3 separate regions of the Homo sapiens genome follow, and all the other regions are linked to region 3. Evidence: chromatin contacts called from ENCODE Hi-C or POLR2A ChIA-PET data. All regions are on one chromosome and are shown on one strand. Each heading gives the region's core, a stretch centred on a gene start or an enhancer-like site at or near the end of the contact. The rest is flanking DNA. Distances are from core to core; before and after follow the strand shown. Region 1 holds the start of PODN (podocan). Region 2 overlaps ZYG11B (zyg-11 family member B, cell cycle regulator). Region 3 holds the start of ECHDC2 (enoyl-CoA hydratase domain containing 2).

Region 1 (4,350 bases), core at 1,572-4,071, 140 kb before region 3:
TGTACCCAGCCATGTGGGAGGTGTGTGGGGAAGAACAGGGGAGCTCCCTGGTCTCCAGGAGTTTCAAGTCCACCTGGTGAGGAACATCTCAAACCCCTGGACAGCGGGGAAGCTCAGCCAGCAGTGAGTGTTTCTCATATGGAGAGCTTTAGAGACAGAAGGGCATGGGTTCCAATTCTGACTGCTGTGTAAGCCTGGATGAGCCACTTTACTGCTCCGAGCCTCTGTTAACTAGTCTAAGAAATGGAGTTGGGAGCTACTTGTGAGAATTAAATGAAATAGCAGTCTCAGCCTGTCACCGCTGGCATCAAATAGGTGTGACATACCAGGGGTTACTGTTACTGAGAAAGTAAGTGGGACCCACTGTCTCCCCTGACCACTACCAGGGAACCAAACCTCAAGGCCCAAAGTGTGAGGTTAAGGTAGGACTAGAAGAAGGAAGGGAAAGGGAGCCCCAAATCAAGAGGCGGATCCTCAGCCCTCAGCACTACCTTCCTTCTCCACTCAAAGTCAGTACAAATCAACTGACCACCTGCTCTGTGCTGGGCCCCAAACAGCTGCATCTTATTGACTCTAATAGAAATCCTGGGACTACATGTTCGTCTTTCTATTCTGCAGATTTGGAGCTCAAGCACAAAGGGCTGGCATTGCTGCCCATCCCTAGAAAGCTCCTGCTGAAATGCCCCTGCTCAGGGAAGCCTCTCCTGCCCCCTTGGCTGGGTTAGGGTGTTTCTGGGTGCTTCCACAGCAACCTTGGCTGGCTTTATCCTTCAAGTCTCAGCTGGGCCTCCCCTGTCTCCCCAAGCATGGAGTGGGGGTGCTGGGGAAATGTTTGCTGAATGAACGACTTTGTGAAAGGCAGAGTTGGAAAAGATCTAAAGATCTGCAGTATGATCTGCTCTGACTCCCCCAGTTTGCAAATTAGTGTGTTAAAGCCAAGGCCAAGAGTAAAATGTGGGTCTTCTGACTCCTGCCCAGAGCCTTGAGTTGGCCTTGAAGACTGAGCGGGAGTTCTCCAAGTGGACGGAGTGGGAGAAACAGCCCTCCAGGCAGAGGTAGAGTGTGATCAAAAGGTAGGGGTGGGGCTAGAGGAGAGGGACGTGTGTTTAAGGAAGGGTCAACAGGGCGGGAGGCCTGGGTGGCCAAGGGCCTCCACCGCCATGCTAGTGTTGGTGATAGGGACTCATTAAGGGTTCCAAGCAGGACACGGCCAGCACTCGCATGTATGACTACACCAAGCCTAAAAGTGCCACCATTAGTAATCCCCTATCCTAGACTCAGACAGAAGGGATAAAGTGTGCTCCCACAGATGACATGAAAACAGTCGTGTGACTCTGACATTTCTTAACTTGCACTCTAGGCTAGAGTAGACTGGGTCTTGGGCCCTAAGAGTGGACATGAGGGAGCAGAACCCCCAGAGCAGTCCCCCCTGGTCTTTCCCAGGGCAGTCCACGGGCTCTTCTGAGTGACCTACCTCGGAATGCTGTGCGCCTGCAGATCAGCCGGCCTCCTTGCTCACCATGAGCCCTCCTGCCTCGCCGCTGCCTTCCCAGTGTGGAAGGTTTCTATATAAAGGAGGGATAGGGGACGGGACCACCCAGGGGCTCTCCCGGTTCACACCAGTGGCGCCTCGTGGAGCAGGGCAGACCACAGCTTCCCCTTCCCTGGCCAGCCGGTAATCGAAGGGCAGACAGGTCAGTAATTCACTCCAAGCGCTGGGTGAGCATCCTCCGCGCCTCCCGGACCAGCTCAGTCAGTGCCGCGCGCACCGGGGCCGGGGTGCTCGCCCCTTGCTGCCGCGCCTGCTCCTCTCCAAAAGGCTGCGGCTGCCTCTCCTAGCCCCAGCCCCCGAGGCTGCCAGGAGCCTCGCAGCCCCGCCACCACCTCCTCTTCCACCTGACGGAGCGTCAGGTATTCCAACGCCAAGATCTCGTCCCCCGCCCCAGGCCGGGCTGTGGCTCGGGGACCTGGAACCTGGGGCTTCTGCCTCATTCGCAGGAAGGCGCGGATCTCGCTCCTCGCGCTTCGCGGACCCCCACCCCTTCCTCCCTCCAGCTGTCCCGGCTGGGAAGCAGCCGCGTAGACAGATAGACGGACTCCAGACCGCCAGCTGAGACCTTTAGCTCAACTAGTGGTTGGCACTAAGCTGGGGCGGCACAGTGGCCGGGGAAGCCGAGCCCCGGAGGGGACCCACCCGGCGTCCGACGCGCCCTGGGGCCAGACCTCTGCCCCTCTCTGGGCCTCAGTTTCTCTATCTATAAAGAGGTGGAGGTTGGAGTCGCTAGGGGGCCTGATGAGTTGACGTGGAAAGACGCGGGGATACTTCGGGCCCAGGCTCTCATGACAGGGGTCCCCGCCCCTACGCAGTTCCACCTGCCCCCCACATTCCCTGTCGCCCGCCGGCGTCCTCCCACTCCAGCCCCCGCCCCCAACCGCCCTCAGATTCTTTCCAGATGTGCGCAGCGGGAGGGGCCTGGGGACGGGGACCAGCCTCTGCTCAGAGAGGAGAAGGCCCCTGCCTGGGTCCTGACTGCGCAGGGGTCGCACTCCAGAGGAGGAGATCTCCGGCCGTGCCCTGGGTGCAGGGTCCTACAGAGGGGGTGAGATGCGGCGGGCCCGCCCCAGGCAGCTGCTGGAGCCATCCGGAGAGGCGGGGACGTCTGAGTGCGCTGCCCGGGCTCAGCCCCCGGCCCCTCGGCCCACCCCGGCTGCCAGCGCCCTGTACCTGCTGCGCCCCGGCGCCGAGCGGCGCCCCACAGGCCGAACGCGCTCCCCCAGTCTCAGCTGCGCTCCGCGGGCTCGGGCTCCTTCCATTCAAGTCAAGCTGGGCGCTCTCCGCGACGCAAGTTTTGTTGTGGGTTTTCTCCTCCCCGCCTCTCTCCCGCCCCCTTCCCCCACTCCCCACCCGCCCCGGGAGCATCTGCTGGACGCCGGCCTCCTTCGGACACAGGCGTAGGGTCCCCCCAGGCGCGGGCAGGAGAAAGCCTGCCCCTCCCCGCTCGGGACTTGGCCGGTTCCCACTTCCCGGGGAGGCAGAGCCGCCGCACCGACCCCTCTCAGCCCCGGCCGCCGCACCACGCCCCCCGAACCCCCACCCGGGAGACCGGGAAGGCGGGCTGTCTGGTCCGCGACGCTTCCTAGTTCCCAGCCTTCCGCACTGGAACTGGACCCCCTTTAGGCCCCGACACCTGAAAGGAGGGCTGGGGAGAGGGGTCCTTCGACCCAGTGCCTCTGAGCTGTATCTTCCTCATTACAGAGGATGTTGCAACCGCTCCAGGCACGAGTACCTTTCCGTTCACTCTCCCACCCTGGGGTCCTGGGCCGTGGCTAATGGGGCCGCCAGCCAAGACCCTGCTGGGCCTCTTCCCGGAAAAGTTCCCCACGCTCCACCCCACCCTCCACTCCCATCCCTGTTGGCCCTGGGCCCACAGCCTGGTGAGCCTTGAAGAATGGTAAATTGGGCCGGAGTCGGGGACATGCAGATCCCAGTCACAGAGAAACAGGGCGGGTGAACAGTGAGACCTCACACCACCATATTGCTCCCAGGAACTGAAAATGTTTCCAAGTAAAGGAGTATTAACTACTACCAGCTGAAGCAACACTGTTTGGCGCCAGGGGCTTCGGCGGTGGAACAGGCAATGCGGCTGGGCTTAGGTGGTACTTGGCACCTCCACTGTGTAGCAAGCCTCCTCCCCTTACCTGCTCTGGCCTGTGGGCAGGGCATCCACAGCTGCCTCACCTGGCTGTCCTCCCACTGAAGAGGGAGAAGGATGCATAAGTCACACGTGGGACCCCTTGCTCAACCTTAACCTGAATGAATGAATGAATGAATGGCCCCTGTAAAGCAGCTCCAGACTTTTCACTGGCTGCCGCCCCCGTGAGGTTATACCATATGCATTATGCTCTGCTTCACAACTCCGCAAAGGAAGAACTGCTGCTGCCCCACTTTATAGAAAAGAGATGGCCTCAGAAAGGATACTTGACTGAGTAAAATGCCCATTCACTGGCAGAGCTGGGGTTTTGACCCCAGGTTTACCCTTCTCCACAGCCCAAGTTCTTCCCATGATGGAAACAGGCAGGTAACTTGAGCAGGCAAATGTAGAGTCTAGATTTGAACCCAGGACTGTCTGTTTCCATTACACCAACAACCCAAGAACTTAGCAAGAATGGGGAGGGAAAATATTTTGCCTTCTTTGGCCTCAAATTCCAGTCCTTTTGGAGCTCAAACTCACAAGAGTTGGTGTGATTCACAGCATTGGACCTGGACCAACAGAGATGCATCTCGTGTCTTCTCCTGAACATTGAGCCTAGATTCAAGTAGAGCTAAAAGGACAGGATTCTACTAGCTTG
Region 2 (4,553 bases), core at 1,596-4,095, 170 kb after region 3:
ATTTTGGGAGGCCGAGGCGGGTGGATCACCTGCGGTCGGGAGTTCAAGACCAGCCTGACCAACATGGAGAAACTCCATCTCTACTAAAAATACAAAATTAGCTGGGCGTGGTGGTGCATGCCTGTAATCCCAGCTACTTGGGAGGCTGAGGCAGGAGAATCGCTTGCACCCGGGAGGCAGAGGTTGCGATGAGCCGAGATCACACCATTGCACTCCGGCCTGGGCAACAAGAGCGAAACTCTGTCTCAAAAAAAACAAAAAAACACAAAAAATTAGCCAGGCATGTTGGCAGATGCCTGTAATCTCAGCTACTAGGGTAAGGCTGAGGCAGGAGAATTGCTTGAACCTGGGAGGTGGAGATTGCAATAAGCCAAGATCACGCCATTGCACGCCAGCCTGGGTGACAGAGCGAGACTCTGTCAAAAAAAAAAAAAAAGAACAACAACAACAACAACCAGAAGAAGAAGAACAACCATGGACAATAATTGCTGATGGGAGAAAAAATTGGAAACCTCATACATTACTGGTGGAAATAAAAATGTTGCAGCTGCCTTGGAAAACAGCTTAGCAGTTTATTACAAAATTAAACAGTTACCAATACGATCCAGCAATTCTACTCCTAAGTATATACCCAGAAATAAAAACATGTCCACACAAAATCTTGTATGTGAATGTTTACAGAAGCATTGTTCATAATAGTTAAAAAGTGGTCTGAGGTCAGGCACGGCAGCTCACACCTGTAATCCTAGAAGTTTGGGAGGCCGAGGTGGGTGGATCATGAGGTCAGGTGTTCAAGACCAGCCTAACCAACTTGGTGAAACCCCGTCTCTCCTAAAAATACAAAAATTAGCTGGGTGTGGTGGTGCACTTCTGTAATCCCAGCTATTCAGGAGGCTGAAGCAGGAGAATCACTTGAACACAGGAGGCAGAGGTTGCAGTGAGCTGAGATCATGCTGCTGCACTCCAGCCTGGGCGACATAGCGAGACTCTGTACCCCACCCCAAGAAAAAAAAAATGGTCCGAATTGTTTTTACTCACAACACTACTGACACCAAATTTCTGGGCTTTTCCCACGCCAACAACCAGTTCTGACACCAACTGGGTATCCTACAATTCAATTCGAATTCTGACACTAACTACCCAGAATTAGCATAGCACTACAGTTTAGGCCACTGTCCCCACTGCAGGTGCCAGTCACAAGTCCCAGATTTCCACTTGTACTTCTGACCAATGAACTATAAACTGTGGGATTCCAAGATCCCCTGAGGAGGGCCTCATGTTTGATAATCTGCTAATATGACTCACAGAATTCAGGAAGGCACTTCACTTGCCATTAACTTCCAGGGAGGGGAGAGGGACTCAAAGTTGTTAATAACCAATGGCCAATGATTTAATCAATCATGCATATGTAATAATGCATCCACAAAATCACCCAAAAATGGGGTTTGGAAAGTATCCAGGCTGCTGCACACATTGAAGTGCTAGGGGTGGGGTAGGGTGTGCTGGAGGAGGCATGGAAGCTTCAAGCTCCTTCCCCCATAGGTTGCCCTATGTATCTCTTCCATCTGGCTGTTCATTTGTATCCTTTAAAATATCCTTTGTATTAAAGTAAGTAAAATTTTCATGGGTTCTGTGAGCACTCTGGCAAATTATCAAACCCAGGGAGGGAGGTGTGGGAACCTCCAATTTGTAGCCAAGACTGACAGGTGTTGTGGTTAATCCAGAGACCTACTACCTGAATTGGCATCTGAGGGAGGCCATCTTGTGGAAGTGAGCCCCTCACCTGTGAGGTCTATGTTAATGCTGGTTACTGTCAGAACTGAGGTAAATTTTAGGGCACCCAATTGATGTCTGCTGAGAATAGGAGAATTGCTCCGTATAGGGAAAAAAAAAAACCACACATCTGGTCACAGAAGTGTTCTGTGTTGAGAGTACAGTAGGAGAAAACAGTTTGTTTTCTCCTACTATATGGTTTGGTATCAAAAATATTGAGAGTGGTGTGAATATAAAGGAGTATAAAGAAGGAAAAAATGTTGTTTTTCCTATCACATGCCTTGGTCCTTCTGGCAACCAGCCCAGAAAGAAGTTATCTAGGGGCTCCTGGACACCAGTCAACTCATTAGCATACAAAAACTCTTTTCACTTCAGAGCTTCCAAGGGGTTTGGGAGCTAACGTGCAAGAAACAGGGTATGAAGATCAAATTTTGGGGGGTTTTTTGTGTGTTTTTGAGACGGAGTCTTGCTCTGTCACTCAGGCTGGAGTGCAGTGGTGTAATCTTGGCTCACTGCAACCTCTGCCTCACGTCAGGTTCCAGTGATTCTCCTGCCTCAGTCTCCAGAATAGCTGGGACTACAGGCACATGCCACCACGCCCAGCTAATTTTTGTATTTTTGGTAGAGACGGGGTTTCACCATGTTGGCCAGGCTGGTCTCAAATTCCTGACCTCAAGTGATCTGCCCGCCTCGGCCTCCCAAAGTGCTGGGATTACAGGTGTGAGCCACCGCGCTGGCTATTTTTTTTTTTTTTTAACTATATCATAGTAGAAACAACCCAAATATATCCATCAAAACTGATAAATGGGTAGGGTGGGATGGGGTGGGCGTGATGGCTCACAATTGTAATCCCAGTACTTTGGGAGGATCACTTGGGCCCAGAAGTTCGAGACCAGCCTGGGCAACATGGTGAAACCCCATCTCTACAAAAAACACAAAAATTTGCTGGGTGTGGTAGCAGGTATCTGTAGTCTTAGTTACTCAGGAGCTGAAGTGGGAGGTTACAGTGAGTCGTGATGGCACCACTGCATTCCAGCCTGGGTGACAGAGCAAGACTCTATTTCAGAAACAACAAAAACCAGATGACTGGATAAACAAAATATAGTACAGCCCCACAATGGAATACTACTTAGCAAAACAGGAATGCTGATGTACTGTACAACATGAATGAGCCTTGAAAACATGCTAAGTGGAAGAAGCCAGTCACAAAAAAACCACGTATTGTATGATCCCATTTGTATGAACTGTTCAGAAGAGGTAAATGTACAGAGACAGAAAGGAGATTATTGGTTGCTTAGGGTTAGAGGGAAGGTGGGTTAGAAGAAAATGGAAAGTGAATGCTAGTGGGCACAGGGCTTCTTTTTGGAGTGATGAAAATGTTCTAAAATTGATTGTGGCTATAGTTGCACCACTCTGCATATACTAAAAACCACTGAACTGGGTACACTTTAATAGGTGAAATGCATGGTATGTGAATTATATCTCAATAAAGCTGCTATTAAAAATAGTTGCCAGAGTCAGGCACGATGGCTCACACCTGTAATCTCAGCACTTTGAGAGGCCAAGGCAGGCAGATCACCTGAGGTCAGGAGTTCAAGATCAACCTGACCAACACAGTGAAACTCTGTCTCTACTAAAAATACAAAAATTAGCCAGGCATGGTGGCCCATGCCTGTAATCCCAGCTATTCAGCAGGCTGAGGCAGGAGAATCACTTGAACCTGGGAGGTGGAGGTTGCAGTGAGCCGAGATTGCGCCACTGCACTCTAGCCTGGGTAACAAGAGTGAAACTCCGTCTCAAAAAAAAAAAAAAAATAGTTGCTGGGGGCCAGGCAGAGTGGCTCACACTTGCAAGCCCAGCATTTTGGGAGGCTGAGGCAGGAGAATCGCCTGAACCCCGGAGGCGGAGGTTGCAGTGAGCCAACATTGTGCCACTGCTCTACTGCCTGGGTGACAGAGCAAGACTCCGTCTCAAAACTAAATTAAAATAAAATAAATAGTTTAAACAAGTGTAAACACAAGACTAGAAATAAATACATCAAAATGCTAATGATGGTTAGAGGTCATCTTATCCAAACTCCACATTTCAAAGATCAGGAAAACAGCTGAAAACTACAGGGAATTGCACCTCAAATATGTTCAATTCATGAGTTCATAATGATACAAAATAAAAACCAACTAGTTATCTTTGAAGGACACCAGGGAAATATCAACTCTGTATTTTGAAAATTGATAAGGATGGGCACGGTGGCTCATGCCTGTAATCCCAGCAGTTTGGGAGGCTGAGGCAGGCGGATCACCTGAGGTCAGGAGTTCAAGACAAGCCTGGCCAACATGGCAAAACCCTGTCTCTAATAAAAATACAAAAATTAGCCAAGCGTGGTGGCAACCCGGGAGGCGGAGGTTGCGGTGAGCCAAGATCGCACCATTGCACTCCAGCCTGGGCGACGAGAGCAAAACTCCATCTCAAAAAAATAAAAAATAAAAAAAAATAAACCCCACAAGATCACCAAGAAATTCCTGTTTGAACACTGGCTTCAAGTAATTCCCTCCTCTATTCCCCAGCAAGTTTAGTTTCTTCAGTTGTTACAAGTAAAAGTTGGAAAAAGAGAGACCTATAAAGTATAAACACTTTAGCAAGGTATTCGAAACATTTTCCTAGCTAGTTCCAATCTTCCTCTCTAGCCTTTCTCACTGTTCCCTTCTCCCTGCCCCAAATAAGCTACCTGCCAGATACACTAAACTGCATGTTTAAGCAACCTAGCACTTACTATTCCTTAA
Region 3 (4,171 bases), core at 1,395-3,894:
TAATCTTATACCCAATTATAGTTTGTATGTTTTGTTTTTGCTTCTTTTTTTTTTTTAAGACAGAATCTCACTCTGTTGCCCAGGTTGGAGTGCAGTGGTGTGATCTCAGCTCACTACAACCTCCACCTCCTGGGTTCAAGCGATTCTTGCACCTCAGCCTCCTGAGTAGCTGGGATTACAGCTGCCCACAACCACGCCTGGCTAATTTTTGTATTTTTAGTAGAGACAGGGTTTCACCATGTTGGCCAGGCTGGTCTTGAACTCCTGACCTCAGGTGACCCACCCACCTCAGCCTCCTAAAGTGCTGGGATTACAGGCATGAGCCACCGGGCCTGGCTAGTTTGTATGTTTTGATTTTGTGTATATATTAGTTTTATTTTTGCTAAGGCATGTTTTTAATTTTTGTTATTGTGCTTTGTTTTCATTTTCATTATTTATTTTGAGTAAGTTATACTTAAAACAAAAATCAAGATTCAAAAAGTATAAAAGGGGCCAGGCATGGTGGTTCACACCTGTAATCCCAGCACTTTGGAAGGCCAAGGTGGACAAATCGCCTGAGCTCAGGAGTTCGAGACCAACCTTGGCAACATGGCAAAACCCCGTCTCTACAAGAAATACAAAAATTAGCCAATGTTGTGGCATGTACCTGTGGTCCCAGCTACTCAGGAGGGTGAGGTGGAAGGATCACCTGAGCCCGGGAGGCAGAAGCTGCAGTGAGCCAAGATACTGCCACTGCACTCCAATCTGGGCAACAACAACATCCTGTGTCCAAAAACGTATAACAGGTCAAACCGTAAAACTTGTCTCTCTTACCCTTATTCCCAGCCTCTCGGTTCTTCTTCCCTATCCTTCCAAAGATGTTTTATGTAAATACAATCAAATATACACATGCATACTCTTATCCCCCTTGTTAACACAAATTTTTGTTTTCTTTATTATTTCTTTCAATAGAGGTGGGGTTTTGCTATGTTGGCTAGGTTGGTCTTGAACTCCTGGCCTCAAGCAATCCTCCTGTCTCGGCCTCCCAAAGTGCTAGGTTCATGAGCATGAGCCACCAGACCCGGCCAAATTTTAGCTTTCTTTACACACTATTCTGCATTTTGACTTGTTTCATATACCAATAGATTTTGAAGATTGTTTCATATCAATGCATAAACAGTTTCCTGTGTTTTGTTATAGCTGCATAGTATTCAGATTATTGATGTACCTTTTTTTTTTTTTTAAGTAGAGATAGGGGCTTGCTATATTTCCCAGGCTGGTTTCAAACTCCTGGCTTCCAGGGACCTACCTGCCTTGGCCTTCCAAAGTGTTGGAATAATAGGGTGAGCCACCACACACAGCCCCATAATTTATTTAACCAACCCTCTATTGATGGATATTGAGACTGTGATATAGTTTGGGTGTTGGATCCCTCCAAATCTCACGTTGAAATATGATTCCCAATGTTGGAGGTGGGCCCTGTTGGGAGGTGACTGGATCATGGGGACAGATCCCTTGTGAATGGTTTAGCACCATCCCCTTGGCGATAAACTGGGACCTCCCCACCTAATTTTCTTGTTCCTATTCTCGCCATGTGACATGCTGGATCCCTGTCACCTTCAGCCATGATTGTAAGCTTCCTGAGGCCTCACCAGAAGCACATGACAGCACCATGTGCTTCCAGTCTTTTGCTATTATAAACAATGCTGCAATGTACAGCCATGAACACGTGTCATTTCACAGCTGTGTGGATTTATCTGTAGGTTAAATTTCTAAAATTGGAATTTCTGGGGCAATGAGCTTGTGCATTTATAATTTTGATATAAATTACCAGTTGCTTTTCATTTAAAGACATTCACATCAGCAATGTGAGAGTGCTTTGTATATACTGTGTTTAAGAGAATAATTTTTTTTTTTGGGACGCAGTTTCGCTCATTGCCCAGCCTGGAGTGCAGTGGCGCGATCTCAGCTCACTGAACCTGTGCCTTCCGAGTTCAAGTGATTCTCCTGCCTCAGCCTCCCAAGTAGCTGGGATTACAGGCGCCCGCCACCACGCCCAGCTAATTTTTTTGAATGTTTAACAGAGACAGGGTTTCGTCATGGTGAAACCCTGCCTCTACTAAAAATACAAAAAAAATTAGTTGGGCGTGGTGGCGCGTCCCTGTAATCCCAGCTACTTGGGAGGTTGAGGCAGGAGAATCGCTTGAACCCGGAGGCGGAGGTTACAGTGAGCCAAGATCAAGGCACAGCACTCCAACCTGGGCGACACAGCGAGACTCCGTCTCAAAAAAAAAAAAAAAAAAAAAAAGTGAGGCGCAAATGGGAGGTGAAGCAGTGAGGTTCGCAAGTGTAGACACGCTCAAGGGACTCATTAAATGTCATTTCATTTAAAAAATGAAATTGAGCATATGTGCAAGCAAGGTTCACACACCCCATTTAATCTTCACACCACCACGGGGTAGTCACTATTATCCCCATTTTACAGGATTAAAACACTGACGCTGGGAGGTTGACAGAGTTACACCAAATCACACAGAGGAGCTGGGCTTCCCCCGACCTCCTCCGCTCAAGTCTCCCTGTCCCCGGGAGGTGCGGAAGGAGGCAACAGACGCTTGGCCCATAGGTGGAGCAATTGGCGAAGGCTTCGCCCGACGCCGGAACTGCGAGCTCTCAGCGGGAGCCGAGACGGTGCAGGGCCGGAGAAGCACCTTCACTCCCAGCCTGCGCCCCGATGCTGCGCGTTCTGTGCCTCCTGCGCCCCTGGAGGCCCCTTCGGGCCCGCGGCTGCGCTTCCGACGGGGCGGCCGGGGGCTCAGAGATCCAAGTGCGCGCCCTGGCGGGTCCGGACCAAGGTAAATGTGCAGTTCCGGGGCGGCGCATGACGCGACTGGGACTAGGCCGGAGGCAGCGGGGGACCGGCAGGTGGGCCGCTCAGTGCGTTGAAGGATTCGATCCCCAGTCCCTCCCTCCCAGTTCTAGGCGCCCCAAACCGCTCCAGGCCTGAGAGGTGGGCGGCCGCCTTAGTGGCTCCAGACTCTAGCTGGGGGCGGGGGGCCTCTGGCAACCTCGGTCTCTTCAAAGGCCCTTTGGGGTCTTCCGACTGTGTGGAAGGGGGAGCGGGGTCCGCACGGGTAGGACTGGGCCCCGCGGCCCCCAGGCCAGGAGCGTTTAAGTGCGCGTTCCCCTCCCCCGCCAAGGGTCCTGGCCCGGTTCGGGGGCGGAGGCAGCGGAGCCAGTCCCAGTGCCCAGTGCGGCAGCGGGCAGAGTGAGGAGGGTGCCTCTCCAGCCGCGCGCCCGCCCTGGGCCGCTAGCGAACCTTTGCGTCCTTCTGGCTCCAGGGAAAAGTTCGCTGTTTCTCCGCCTTTTGGCCAAGATCAAGGATAGTATGGAGCGGGGACGAGGGGTGGGGGGCAAAGTTCGCGGGTCACTGGCAGAAAACGCCTCTGATCGCGTGTTGCGTTTTTGTTGTTGTTGTTGTTTGAACTTCTGGAGCATTCAGTGGTGCTGATAACGCTCCTCAGTCCTCTGCTGGTAACCATCAGGGCTAGGCGCTTCTCCTGCCTTGGGTCTCCTCCCCGCATCTCATCCCCTGTCTCCTGCATTTGATACACAGATGGCATTGTACTGTACATTTCGTTGTATTGCTTCTTTTTTTTTTTTAACAAAAGTTTATTCTTAAATGTACAACAGCTCCAAGACAACACTTAATTCCAGCCATAGGTGGCAAAAGATGTTATGGCAGGGAATAGAGAGGTTTAAATACTGATGAAATAAAGGGTCACCATCTCCTTAGGCACAGGGAACAGCTTACTTTTTGCCAGATTTCTTAATTCCACTTGTGGCCAAGGGCCCCTTCCCCGTGGCCTTCCATTTTAGCTCCTCGAGTTTCTTCTGCTCCTCTTTTTGTTTCTGCTTGAAAGCCTTATCTTCCTCGTCCATCTCCTTGGCCTGCATTCTTGGGCTGTTTCAGTGGCTTCTTGCCACCTTCGTGGCCGGACATGGCGCCTGCCGCCCCTTCCCCAGCAGTATTGCTTCCTTTTTACCGGCTTGACAACAAGTTTGAAGCGGGGCTTTGCCATAAAATCCAGTTCCTTGCTCCCTGCTGTTGCCCACTGTTCCCAAGTGTGCATCTACCACCTTCAGTGGACACGGACAGGCCACCTAGAGTCCCACTGCACCACTTGGTGAGAAT

The links. Hi-C counts contacts between places; a loop is a spot of excess contacts on that map. ChIA-PET counts read pairs that join two places held with the same protein, here RNA polymerase II (POLR2A). Pooled maps may share reads with other maps.
Region 1: a map of ovary shows a loop between it and region 3 (4-fold over the local background). The contact joins the promoter of PODN here to the promoter of ECHDC2 in region 3. A Hi-C loop is called at or near these places in 5 of 168 maps with a recorded cell type or tissue (ovary, posterior vena cava, sigmoid colon and 1 more) and 5 of 50 pooled maps. POLR2A ChIA-PET finds 5 or more read pairs at or near these places in 4 of 52 experiments (A549, BJ, GM10248 and 1 more).
Region 2: a loop to region 3 is called in a map of mammary epithelial cell, with 4 times the contacts of the local background. The contact joins the enhancer-like site here to the promoter of ECHDC2 in region 3. A Hi-C loop is called at or near these places in 1 of 168 maps with a recorded cell type or tissue (mammary epithelial cell) and 2 of 50 pooled maps. POLR2A ChIA-PET finds 5 or more read pairs at or near these places in 3 of 52 experiments (CD8-positive, alpha-beta memory T cell, GM12878 and HEK293).

What each region holds. Positions count from the first base shown.
Region 1 is chr1:53,060,684-53,065,033 of GRCh38, reverse strand. It overlaps PODN (podocan), which reads right to left and starts at 2,821. Exons shown (of 11, transcript NM_153703.5): 1 at 2,726-2,821. RefSeq lists a silencer at 2,656-2,843.
Region 2 is chr1:52,749,308-52,753,860 of GRCh38, reverse strand. All of the region lies in intron 1 of ZYG11B (zyg-11 family member B, cell cycle regulator), which reads right to left. Among named protein-coding and RNA genes, the nearest start is that of ZYG11B, 25 kb to the right of the region's middle. Within about 2 kb of position 2,845, at least 3 of the 41 ENCODE cell types and tissues checked have a DNase peak (open chromatin) inside an H3K27ac peak, as active enhancers do; they include mammary epithelial cell, where a contact is called at or near this core.
Region 3 is chr1:52,920,213-52,924,383 of GRCh38, reverse strand. It overlaps ECHDC2 (enoyl-CoA hydratase domain containing 2), which reads left to right and starts at 2,644. Exons shown (of 10, transcript NM_001198961.2): 1 at 2,644-2,831. The coding sequence starts at 2,711. It also overlaps the pseudogene LOC112268226. RefSeq lists silencers at 2,668-2,897, 2,746-2,924 and an enhancer at 2,259-2,941.